Linked DNA regions of Homo sapiens: region 2 is linked to region 1. The links are chromatin contacts, found by Hi-C or POLR2A ChIA-PET in ENCODE. All regions are on one chromosome and are shown on one strand. The core of a region is the stretch at or near the end of the contact, and the rest is flanking DNA. Distances in the headings are between cores, read along the strand shown.

Evidence for each region. A loop is a pair of places that touch in the nucleus more often than their neighbours do. ChIA-PET counts read pairs that join two places held with the same protein, here RNA polymerase II (POLR2A).
Region 2: a map of ovary shows a loop between it and region 1 (5-fold over the local background). The contact joins two enhancer-like sites. A Hi-C loop is called at or near these places in 1 of 168 maps with a recorded cell type or tissue (ovary). POLR2A ChIA-PET finds 5 or more read pairs at or near these places in 1 of 52 experiments (naive thymus-derived CD8-positive, alpha-beta T cell).

Annotation. Positions count from the first base shown.
Region 1 is chr22:38,160,244-38,165,142 of GRCh38, reverse strand. All of the region lies in intron 2 of PLA2G6 (phospholipase A2 group VI), which reads left to right. Among named protein-coding and RNA genes, the nearest start is that of PLA2G6, 19 kb to the left of the region's middle. RefSeq lists enhancers at 421-921, 922-1,422, 2,876-2,925. Within about 2 kb of position 1,687, at least 6 of the 41 ENCODE cell types and tissues checked have a DNase peak (open chromatin) inside an H3K27ac peak, as active enhancers do.
Region 2 is chr22:38,427,311-38,432,209 of GRCh38, reverse strand. It overlaps KCNJ4 (potassium inwardly rectifying channel subfamily J member 4), which reads left to right. Exons shown (of 2, transcript NM_152868.3): 2 at 4,039-4,899. The coding sequence starts at 4,078. It overlaps LOC101927183 (a long non-coding RNA gene), which reads right to left. Exons shown (of 3, transcript XR_938252.3): 3 at 202-241. Among named protein-coding and RNA genes, the nearest start is that of KCNJ4, 25 kb to the left of the region's middle. Within about 2 kb of position 2,245, at least 2 of the 41 ENCODE cell types and tissues checked have a DNase peak (open chromatin) inside an H3K27ac peak, as active enhancers do.

The sequences.
Region 1 (4,899 bases), core at 438-2,937:
GGACTGTTGCATTGAGGGCAGTTGAAGGAGTGAGCTGGGAAGTGGGAGGTGGAGGATGGGGACTGGGATGCAGGGTTTGAGGTTATCAGGGGTCCCAGAAGCAGTAATGCCAAGGCCTAGGCTGTGACCTGGAGTGAGGGCTGCGATGGGGTGGGGTGGGGTCGAGGCTGTGGAGGAGGGTCATCAGGGCACTGCTGGAGCCCTGGGGTTCTCCAGGGCCGGGGGTGGTCATTGCAGTGTTCTCCCAGCTCCTCTCAACACCCTGCGGTCTGTGGAGAGCAGGCCTGGTGCACTGGACTTGCCTCTGGCCAGGGCTGAGTTTCTGCCTTCTAAACGATCTTCCTCCTGTGTTGCCCTAGAGGCCTCTGGACTGTCCTGAGTACTTGACGCGTGTTAGAGTGAGCATGGGCTGCTAGCCTTCCGCTCCAGGTGGAGGAGTTTCTGTTGTTCTTTTGCTGCTGTTGCTGCAGTGAGCTGCCAGGCTGAGCTTCTGGATGGACCTGGGGGATGGAATTAGGAGCTTCTGAATTCTTGGGTTGTATAACCTAAGGCCGGAGAGTCCCACAGCACTGCTGCTGGGCGGAGAGACTGGACCCTGCTGATACAGACAGCGACAGCAGCAGGAGCATCTGCAGTTTCCCAGCAGGTCCTGCATGCCTGGGCTTGGCACTAGTCTAAGTAGTAACTCATGTTATCCTCACGACAGTCCCACGAGGTGGGGTCATTACTGACCTCCTATTACAGATGAGGAAACAGAGGCTTGCAGAATTTGAGATCACACAGCTGGTCAGCGTAGCGATTATTCAGACCCTGTCACCTGGCTCCAGAACCCACTCGTTTACCTTTCTTACATCAGGGCTGCTTTGTAGTGTGGCGAGCTGAGTGGAGCTCCACCCGCCTGGGCTGATCCTGGCCCTTCCTGCCTGACCTATGGTGCGGGGGCCCTGGCTCTCCCCGTGTGAGCCCCCAGGGGTCACTTGTAATATGCCTGTGTACACTATGATAGCATAGATACTTCTGTTCCTGGTACAGATTAATCATTTACGGCTGGCATTGACTTGTAACAGATGACATTTGATGAAATCAACCAGCCTCTCACTGGTATCTCAGCAGAAACAGGGCTGTACCTCCCAGGCATCCTGGGAAGGATGATAGAAGTGTGTGATCTGTGCTTCCCTACCGGGAGCTGACTTTTGAGGCTCTCTGGACTGGGACTTTGCCATAAAACTGCTTATCAGAAACCTCAGATAAGTGGAGTGCCCTGTGTCCTGGCCACGTACTCTGGGGCCAGCTCCTCCATCCATTCAGTCCTCCCACATCCCATCTTCACCAAGCAGAGTGGAAAGCGGCAGGTCTCTGCGAGAAAAGGAGGCTCTGTACCCAGCCTTCAGTGAGATAACTTTAGAGTGGGGCCTTGTATTCCCTACACAGGCCTTGTCCCCGACACGGCCTCTTTGCCCTTGCTTCTCCTTCTGCTAAGAATGCTCCTTCCCAACTCCTTGGCTGGACACACGGCTCCTGCTCTGTGGGCCTGTCCTGTTCCCACTCAGAGCCTCAGCACCCCCCATGTGGCCAAGACACAGCCCCTCTTGCCTTAGGTTGCCGTGGGTCTGTTTCCACATCTGTTTCCCCTCCAGACTGCAGGGCTCCTGAGGGACAGGGCCTGGGGCCAAGTCTCCTCTGCGTTCCTGATGCCTGGTGGTGTGCCACGCTCTCCGTGGGTGCACGGTAAATATCTGCCGAGTGGCTAGATGTATCCATGGTTGCTGAAGGCCAAGTGTGTTGACCAGAGGGCGTGGGAAAGGCTCCACTGGGGTGGCTGGGGTAGAGATAGACCTTAAGGGGTCCAGAAGACTCCACCAGCTGGAGGGAAAGGCCCTACAGAGACAAGGTACTAGGAAAGGCCCAGAGGACAGAGGAGGGGCCCTGTGGGGAGCCTGTGGGCAGGAAGGGCCTGTGCTGGGCTTTGAAACTGGGGACTCAGGTACTGCTCTAGCGTGAGGGTCCTTGGCATTTTTTTTGGTCCAGGACCCCCTGAGGTCCCTGGGGAATGAGAACAGGCTCACACAGCCACTTTCAAGAGGTTTGCAGGTCCCCTGAGGCTTAGCCACAGACCCCTCCCACCCCAGCAGAGACACAGCAGAGGCTTCTGAGTGGAGGCCAGGTGGCTTCAGCCTGGGGTTCTAGAAGGGAGGGAAGAGACACACCCCCGTGTGTCCTCCAGAGCCTCAGCCTTCTCCCTGAATCTCCCCTTTGCCTCCTCACTGTAACCCACACCTGGCTCTCCTTGAAGGACCCGCTTGCCCCGCAGCCTCCTGAGAGTTTTCTCTCCCAGTCCCTCTCCCACTGGGCCTGGAGGTGGGGTAGGGTCCTCCTTGCCCCCAGCCTTGAATCTTCTGTCACCCTACAATACCACTTGCTGTCACCCCGGTGATAGGTATCTACGAGCCTGGGGTGCTCCCCCACATCCTCAAAGATGTGAGCCCCTGACTCAGCGTTGCCTCTGGTTCCTGACCCTCCACATTCACATGACCACGCGCTGGCCTTTATCATCGCCAGTGACAGCAGCTCTCCCGTAAATACAAGTTTCAAGCACCCCACTTTCCAGTCTCTGCCTTCTGTCTTTCCAGTTCATTCCCTCTAGTCCTCCACCCACACAGTGCTTTTCCCCATTGACAGGGAATTGCTCCTGGCCGCTTTTCCCAGCCCCATCCCGTTCATGTGCCTTGCTTTGTACCCAGCATGGACTCCATGGCCTGTCATTGTCACTCCTTCACCTATACTTCCTGCCTCCTTGCTTCTCTCTCTCTTCGTCATCCTGGCATCACCACCCCAGAACTGCTTGGTTTCAGTTCTCCACCATGGCTAGGGGAACATACCTTTTTGCTGACTGCTCTCACTTTCTTTTTTTTTTTTTTTCTTTTTTTTTTTTTTGACACAGAGTCTCGCTCTGTTGCCCAGGCTGGAGTGCAGTGGCACACTCTCAGCTCACTGCAACCTCCACCTCCGGGGTTCAAGCAGTTCTCTCTGCCTCAGCCTCCTGAGTAGCTGGTATTATAGGCACCCGCCACCACACCCGGCTAATTTTTGTATTTTTTTTAGTACAGACAGGGTTTTGCCATGGTGGCCAGGCTGGTCTTGAACTCCTGACCTCAGGTGATATGCCTGCCTTGGCCTCCCAAAGTGCTGGGATTACAGGCATGAACCACCCTGCCCGGCCCTATTGCTCTCACTTTGAAATCACGACATGAGCCACAGTGAGCCTATGATGTGGTTTGACGTCTTTCTGCATTTCTCTGTTCACCCCTCTCCCAGAAGGCATGCCTCCTTCCCTCCCCTCAGCCTGCAGCCCCTTCCCCTCCACGCTTACTCTCAGCTGATAGCCCTGCTGCTGTCTCGCTGAGAAAATAGAAATAGCCAGAGGAGAATTCCCTCTACCCCATGCACACACCTCTGTCCCCGCCTACTCCACATTCCCTGTTGTCAGCACCGATGTGTTTAGCTGAGGGTGGTCCCCCCATTCAAGGCCATCATCTCCTGTCATCTACTTCTTGACACCATTTGAACAATTATCTCCCCTCTTTCCTACATAACACTTTCCCCTTTTCTACTATATATTTTTTGCTATGGATTGAAAGTATCCCCCCGAAATCATATGTTGAAGCCCCAATCCCTCGTGTGATGGTATTAGGAGGTAGAGCACTATGGGGGTGATTAGGTCATGAGGATGGAGCCCTCATGAATGGGATTAGTGCCCTTAGACGAAGAGGCAAGAAAGAGATGATCTGTCTCTGCCATGTGAGGGCACAACGAGAAGATAGCCATCTGCAAACCAGGAAGTGAACCCTCATCAGGAACTCTATCAGCCAGCACCTTGATCATAGACTTCCTAGCCTCTAGAACTGTGAGAAATAAAGGTTGTTTAAGCCTCCCAGTCTGTAGTTTTCTGTTATAATGTCCTGACCTAAGTTATTTTCCATCGCTATACAATGGGTTATTTTTTTCTTTAAAAAAAAATTATTTCTTGACTCTACTTTTTCCTCCAGAGACTGCTTATATTCCACTGTCTTCATTCTTCTCCTCCTGTTTTCTCTCTTTAAACTTTTCAAAAATAGCAAAATATAACACATATAGAGAAAATGATATACAGCTCAGTGATTTATCACAAACACCTGTGTAACCACCACTCGAATCTAGAGATAGGACATTACAGCACCCCAGAAGCCCTCCTTTTGTCCCCTCTTCCCAAAGAAGGGTAACCAATAACTTGCCTTTTATGATAAAGGCTTTTTTTTTTTGAGATGGAGTCTCACTGTGTTGCCCAGGTTGGAGTGCGGTGGCGCAATCTCTGCTTACTGCAAGCTCTGCCTCCTGGGTTCACGCCATTCTCCTGCCTCAGCCTCCTGAGTAGCTGGGACTACAGGTGCCCGCCACCACGCCCGGCTAATTTTTTGTATTTTAGTAGAGACGAGGTTTCACCGTGTTAGCCAGGATGGTCTTGATCTCCTGACCTCGTGATCCACCTGCCTCAGCCTCCCAAAGTGCTGGGATTACAGGCGTGAGCCACCGCCCCCGGCCAAGATAAAGGCTTTTCTATCTGGCTTCTTTGTTAGCATTTTGTTGGCGAGATTGATACGTTTTGTGTGCAGCTGTCTGTCATTTTCATTGCAATAGAATTCCATTGTCTACTATATCACAGTTACTCATTCTACTACTGATGAAAATTTGGGTTATTTCTAGTTTTTTTGGTGCATACATGCATACATTTCTGGTAGACATACCTAGAAGTGAACTGGCTGCATTATGGGCCATAACTTGTCTTCAACGTTAGTAAATAATACCGCCCGTCTGTTTTCCAAGCAGCAGTAAATGGCACTTTCTGTTACTTCATATCTTCTG
Region 2 (4,899 bases), core at 996-3,495, 270 kb before region 1:
ATCTTGGCTCACTGCAACCTCTGCCTCCCAGGTTCAAGCAATCCTTCTGCCTCAGCCTCCCTAGTAGCTGGGATTACAGGCGCCCGCCACCATGCCCAGCTAATTTTTTTGAATTTTTAGTAGAGACAGGCTTTCACCAAGTTGGCCAGGCTGGTCTTGAACTCCTGACCTTGTGATCCGCCCGCTTCAGCCTCCAAAAGTGTTGGGATTACAGGCGTGAGTCACCTAGCCCAGCAGGGCCCTTTAAAAAAAAAAAAACATCTCTAGTCAGAGGAGGATGGTACTGAATTGTCAAGGCCTTTTGACCCTCTCCTGCCATCGTCAGCCTTCCCTGGGAAGCCCCATGTGACAAGGAAGAGAAAATCTGGCCATCTCCTGGTGGTTGTCACATGAGAACACAATGCCAAGCTCATACCCTTCACTTTTTGGCCAGGCCTTGCACGGGTCAGCCTCGAATTAGCAGCTGAACCTCTCTCTCCTGCTAAAATGGTCTGTGGTGGCAGCAGCGTGCTCTTATTTGAGCAAGTCACTGCAGACCAAGGGTTTTCAGGGGGATGGGATGTCACAGAGGCTGCTCCATGGGGAAGGGTGGAGGTCTGAGAAGTGCCAGGGAAGCAGCTTTCCTGCTAAGCTCCAGGATGTGCTGGGGGCACTGGGAACCCAAGACAGGGCCCAGCACATAGCAAGGGCTCAGGACACCTGCTGTGGGCTGTCGGGGAGGCACCGGGGTGAGGGGTAAACCATGTCCCCATCGGGCTGCACTGTGGAGGCCAGTGGGCTGGTGGGCCTGGGGAGTGAGTGTTGCCGCTGGGGCTGAGGATTGTGGAAGCTCAGAATTGACCCTGGGCACTCGATAATGGGGAGGAGTGGGCACTGCTGGCGAGGGGATGCCCAATCTCTGTAGCCATCAGGGGATCGGCTCCCTTACCCCCAAGGCCCCTCCAGAGGTGGGGAAGTCCAGGAAGAGATCTCGTCTGCAGCACCAGGTGAACTCGCCATGTCAGGAGGCAATCCCACCGGGCAGAGAACCAGGGATCCCCTGGAACCCTGGGCTTGTGTTTGGCCTTGGGCAGGGCCCCCCACCTTCTCTGGAGCTCAGTGACCTCACCCGTTGAAGGCCTGGGCCGCCACACCCTGTCCCCTCTGCCTCTATCCTGCACACCTGTGGATGGTGGTCCAGTTTGGACTGGCTGGTTTCTTCTCTTCCCTTGCCCCAAAACCCACTCCAGCCCCCTGCAGGGAGGAAGTGGATGAGGAGCTCTGGGGTGGGGGTGAGGCCTTGTTCAGGGCTGGCCCACCTGGCTCCACTCTGGGACTCTTAGCAAGTCCTTCCTATCTCTGGATGTCCTTGGTCTCCGATATAAAATGAGGGTCCTGAACTCGGTGACCCTATGCTCCTCCTGTCCTGACAGTCCGCGGTGCCCCTGGAGCCATTTCAGGCAGTGGGACAGAACAGGGGGAATACATTTAGCAAAGAAAGGCCTCCCTGAAAACTCTATTTACAGAGCAGAAGGTGTGCCTGGCCCCAGAACCCCAAGCCTTTCTCCTGGAGCCCTGGCTGCTGGGATGCTGCGGGAGGGGGCAAAGAGGGTCTGGGCCTCCCAGCTCTGAAGGGCCAGCATTACGTTAGAGGCCGTGCCTGCATGACCTGTCGGGTCTCCAGCATGATATCTCATTGGCCCAATTTTCTCATTTTCTTTTTTTTTCGAGACGAAGTCTCACTTTGTTGCCCAGGCTGGAGTGCAGTGGCACGATCTCGGCTCACTGCAACCTCTGCCTCCCAGGTTCAAGCGATCCTCCTGCCTCAGCCCCCCAGTAGCTGGGATTACAGGCACACGCCACCATGCCCGGCCTAATTTTTGTATTTTCAGTAGAGACGGGGTTTCTTCATGTTGGTCAGGCTGGTCTCAAACTCCCAACCTCAGGTGATCCACCCGCCTCGGCCTCCCAAAGTGCTGGGATTACAGGCGTGAGCCACCGCACCCAGTCAGCCCCATTTTCAAGATGAGGAAACTGAGGTTCAGAGTAGTCAACAGCTCGCCCAAGTCACACAGTGGATCTAGGACTTCAACCCAGGACTGTAGGAGCCAGGGAGCTCTTTGAGAACCAGGGGAATAGGGAGAAGAACTCGGAGTCAGGGTGGGTGACCGCGGGGGAGGAGGTGGGGGCAGGGCTCACTCTCCCTGGGCCCGGAGAGGGAGTTTCTCTTGGGAAGAGGCAGGCTCTGAGGCTGTTGATCTCTAAATTATAGCGTTGGCGCGTACCGGTTGCTGCGGCAACCGAGTTGTCCTGAACCGGGGAAGTGTATAAACATTGCCACAGATGCACAATTAGATCAGGAAGAAGAATAGAACAGAAAATAGAAACTTCCAGCCTTATGTAATTCTGGGCCAAAATGTTATTGGGAACCCAGGCCCAGTCCTGGCCCTGCCAGCTGCTGGGGCCTGGGGCAGCAGCATGTCTTCCCTGGGGACGCAATGGCAGAGAGGGGTGGAGAGAAGGTCTGTCCTCTACGGGCCCGAGGCGCATCCCGCCACCCAGTGGGGTGAGGGGCCTCTTCTGCTGCAACAGCTGGGGATGCTTGACAGGCAAATCCTGCCTGTCACCAGCTCCTGGGAAGTGTGGGAAGGAAGGCAGGAGGGTGATGGCTTTACCCCAGCACCTGCTGTCCCCGTAGGTCCCATGAGGTAGGGAGTTTTGGTGCCCATGTTACATGAAGACATGGAGGCTCTGAGAGGTGAACTGAATTGCCCGAGGTGTGTCCTCCCCTCCCACTCCCTGTCTCCCCGCCATCAACTCATTCATGTTGGTGCCACGCAAGTTTGTATCCACTGCCAGCTTTGTGGCTGGCAGGTGGCTTTCCATCTCTGAGCCACCTGGGACATGGGAATAGCGATGTCTACAGAGGAGTCAGAGCTGGGGGCTCCCCCTTCCTCCACCCTGACTGTCACATTGGATTCTCCCCTCACCACTGCTCCTAACAAGTGTGGGCACTGGGCAGGAATTTGGGCTCAAGGACTCAAAGCAACACTGGGAGAGAAGAGTCTAAGAAAGGAGCTCAGACCCAGGTGGGGCTGCGGGTCCCAGTAGAACTTTTTCTTTCTTTTTTTTTTTTTTTTTTTTTTTGACATGGGGTCTTGCTCTGTGACCCAGGTTGGAGTTCAGTGGCATGATCACAGCTCACTGCAGCCTTGACCCCCTGGGCTCAATAGATCCTCCTGCCTTAGCCTCCTGAGTAGCTGGTACCAGAGGCATGCACCACCATGCCTGGCTAATTTTCTTATTTTTTGTAGAGATGGGGTCTCACTCTGTTGCCCAGGCTGGTCTCAAACTCCTGGCACAAACAATCTTTGCATCTCGGCCTCCTAAAATGCTGAGATCACAGGCATGAGCCCCTGTGCCCAGCCAGAAATTTCTCAGTGATAGAACTCTCCTGTGTCTTCTCTGTCCAGTGTGGTGGCCGTTGACCACATGTGGCTCCTGATCACTTGAAATGTGGCTCATGCAAGGAAGGAGCTGCAGTTAATATTTTATTTCGTTTTAATTAAATGTAAAGAGCCACACGTGGCCAGTGGCTAGTGCACAGGAGGATGTCCAGCCCCCGAGAAGCCCAAAAGTGCAGAGATGGAATCCAGGGAGGGAAGCGGGCTTAGCGCCTCCGTGGCTCCCTATGCTCAGGGCAAGCAGGACAGAGGGACAGGGAGGAACCAAGATGGGCATCAGGAAGCTTCCAGAACAGTGAGCATAGGAGGGCCGGAGGGGCAGTGTTGAGGGGCAGGGACTAGGACCTGGATCCTTGTGGCTTTAGCTTCCTGGTCTATGGACCCCAGTCTCTAAGCTGGGCCGGACTGGGTGGCACTGGCTCAGACCCTGTCATCAGAGCCACCTCTGCTGCCACCCTCCGCCTGCCGGGGCAGAGGAAGTCTTAGGTCCTGGTCCAGGCTCACCTGCTTCTGAGAGTCTTGGGGCTGAGTCTGAGTGGCCCCGAGGGAGCCCCTCGCTCCCCAGCATCTCACCTGTCCGGCTTCTCCTCCGCAGGCCCTGCGTCTTCCCAGGTGACCACGCCGGCTTCAGGACATGCACGGACACAGCCGCAACGGCCAGGCCCACGTGCCCCGGCGGAAGCGCCGCAACCGCTTCGTCAAGAAGAACGGCCAATGCAACGTGTACTTCGCCAACCTGAGCAACAAGTCGCAGCGCTACATGGCGGACATCTTCACCACCTGCGTGGACACGCGCTGGCGCTACATGCTCATGATCTTCTCCGCGGCCTTCCTTGTCTCCTGGCTCTTTTTCGGCCTCCTCTTCTGGTGTATCGCCTTCTTCCACGGTGACCTGGAGGCCAGCCCAGGGGTGCCTGCGGCGGGGGGCCCGGCGGCGGGTGGTGGCGGAGCAGCCCCGGTGGCCCCCAAGCCCTGCATCATGCACGTGAACGGCTTCCTGGGTGCCTTCCTGTTCTCGGTGGAGACGCAGACGACCATCGGCTATGGGTTCCGGTGCGTGACAGAGGAGTGCCCGCTGGCAGTCATCGCTGTGGTGGTCCAGTCCATCGTGGGCTGCGTCATCGACTCCTTCATGATTGGCACCATCATGGCCAAGATGGCGCGGCCCAAGAAGCGGGCGCAGACGTTGCTGTTCAGCCACCACGCGGTCATTTCGGTGCGCGACGGCAAGCTCTGCCTCATGTGGCGCGTGGGCAACCTGCGCAAGAGCCACATTGTGGAGGCCCACGTGCGGGCCCAGCTCATCAAGCCCTACATGACCCAGGAGGGCGAGTACCTGCCCCTGGACCAGCGGGACCTCAACGTGGGCTATGACATCGGCCTGGACCGCATCTTCCTGGTGTCGCCCATCATCATTGTCCACGAGATCGACGAGGACAGCCCGCTTTATGGCATG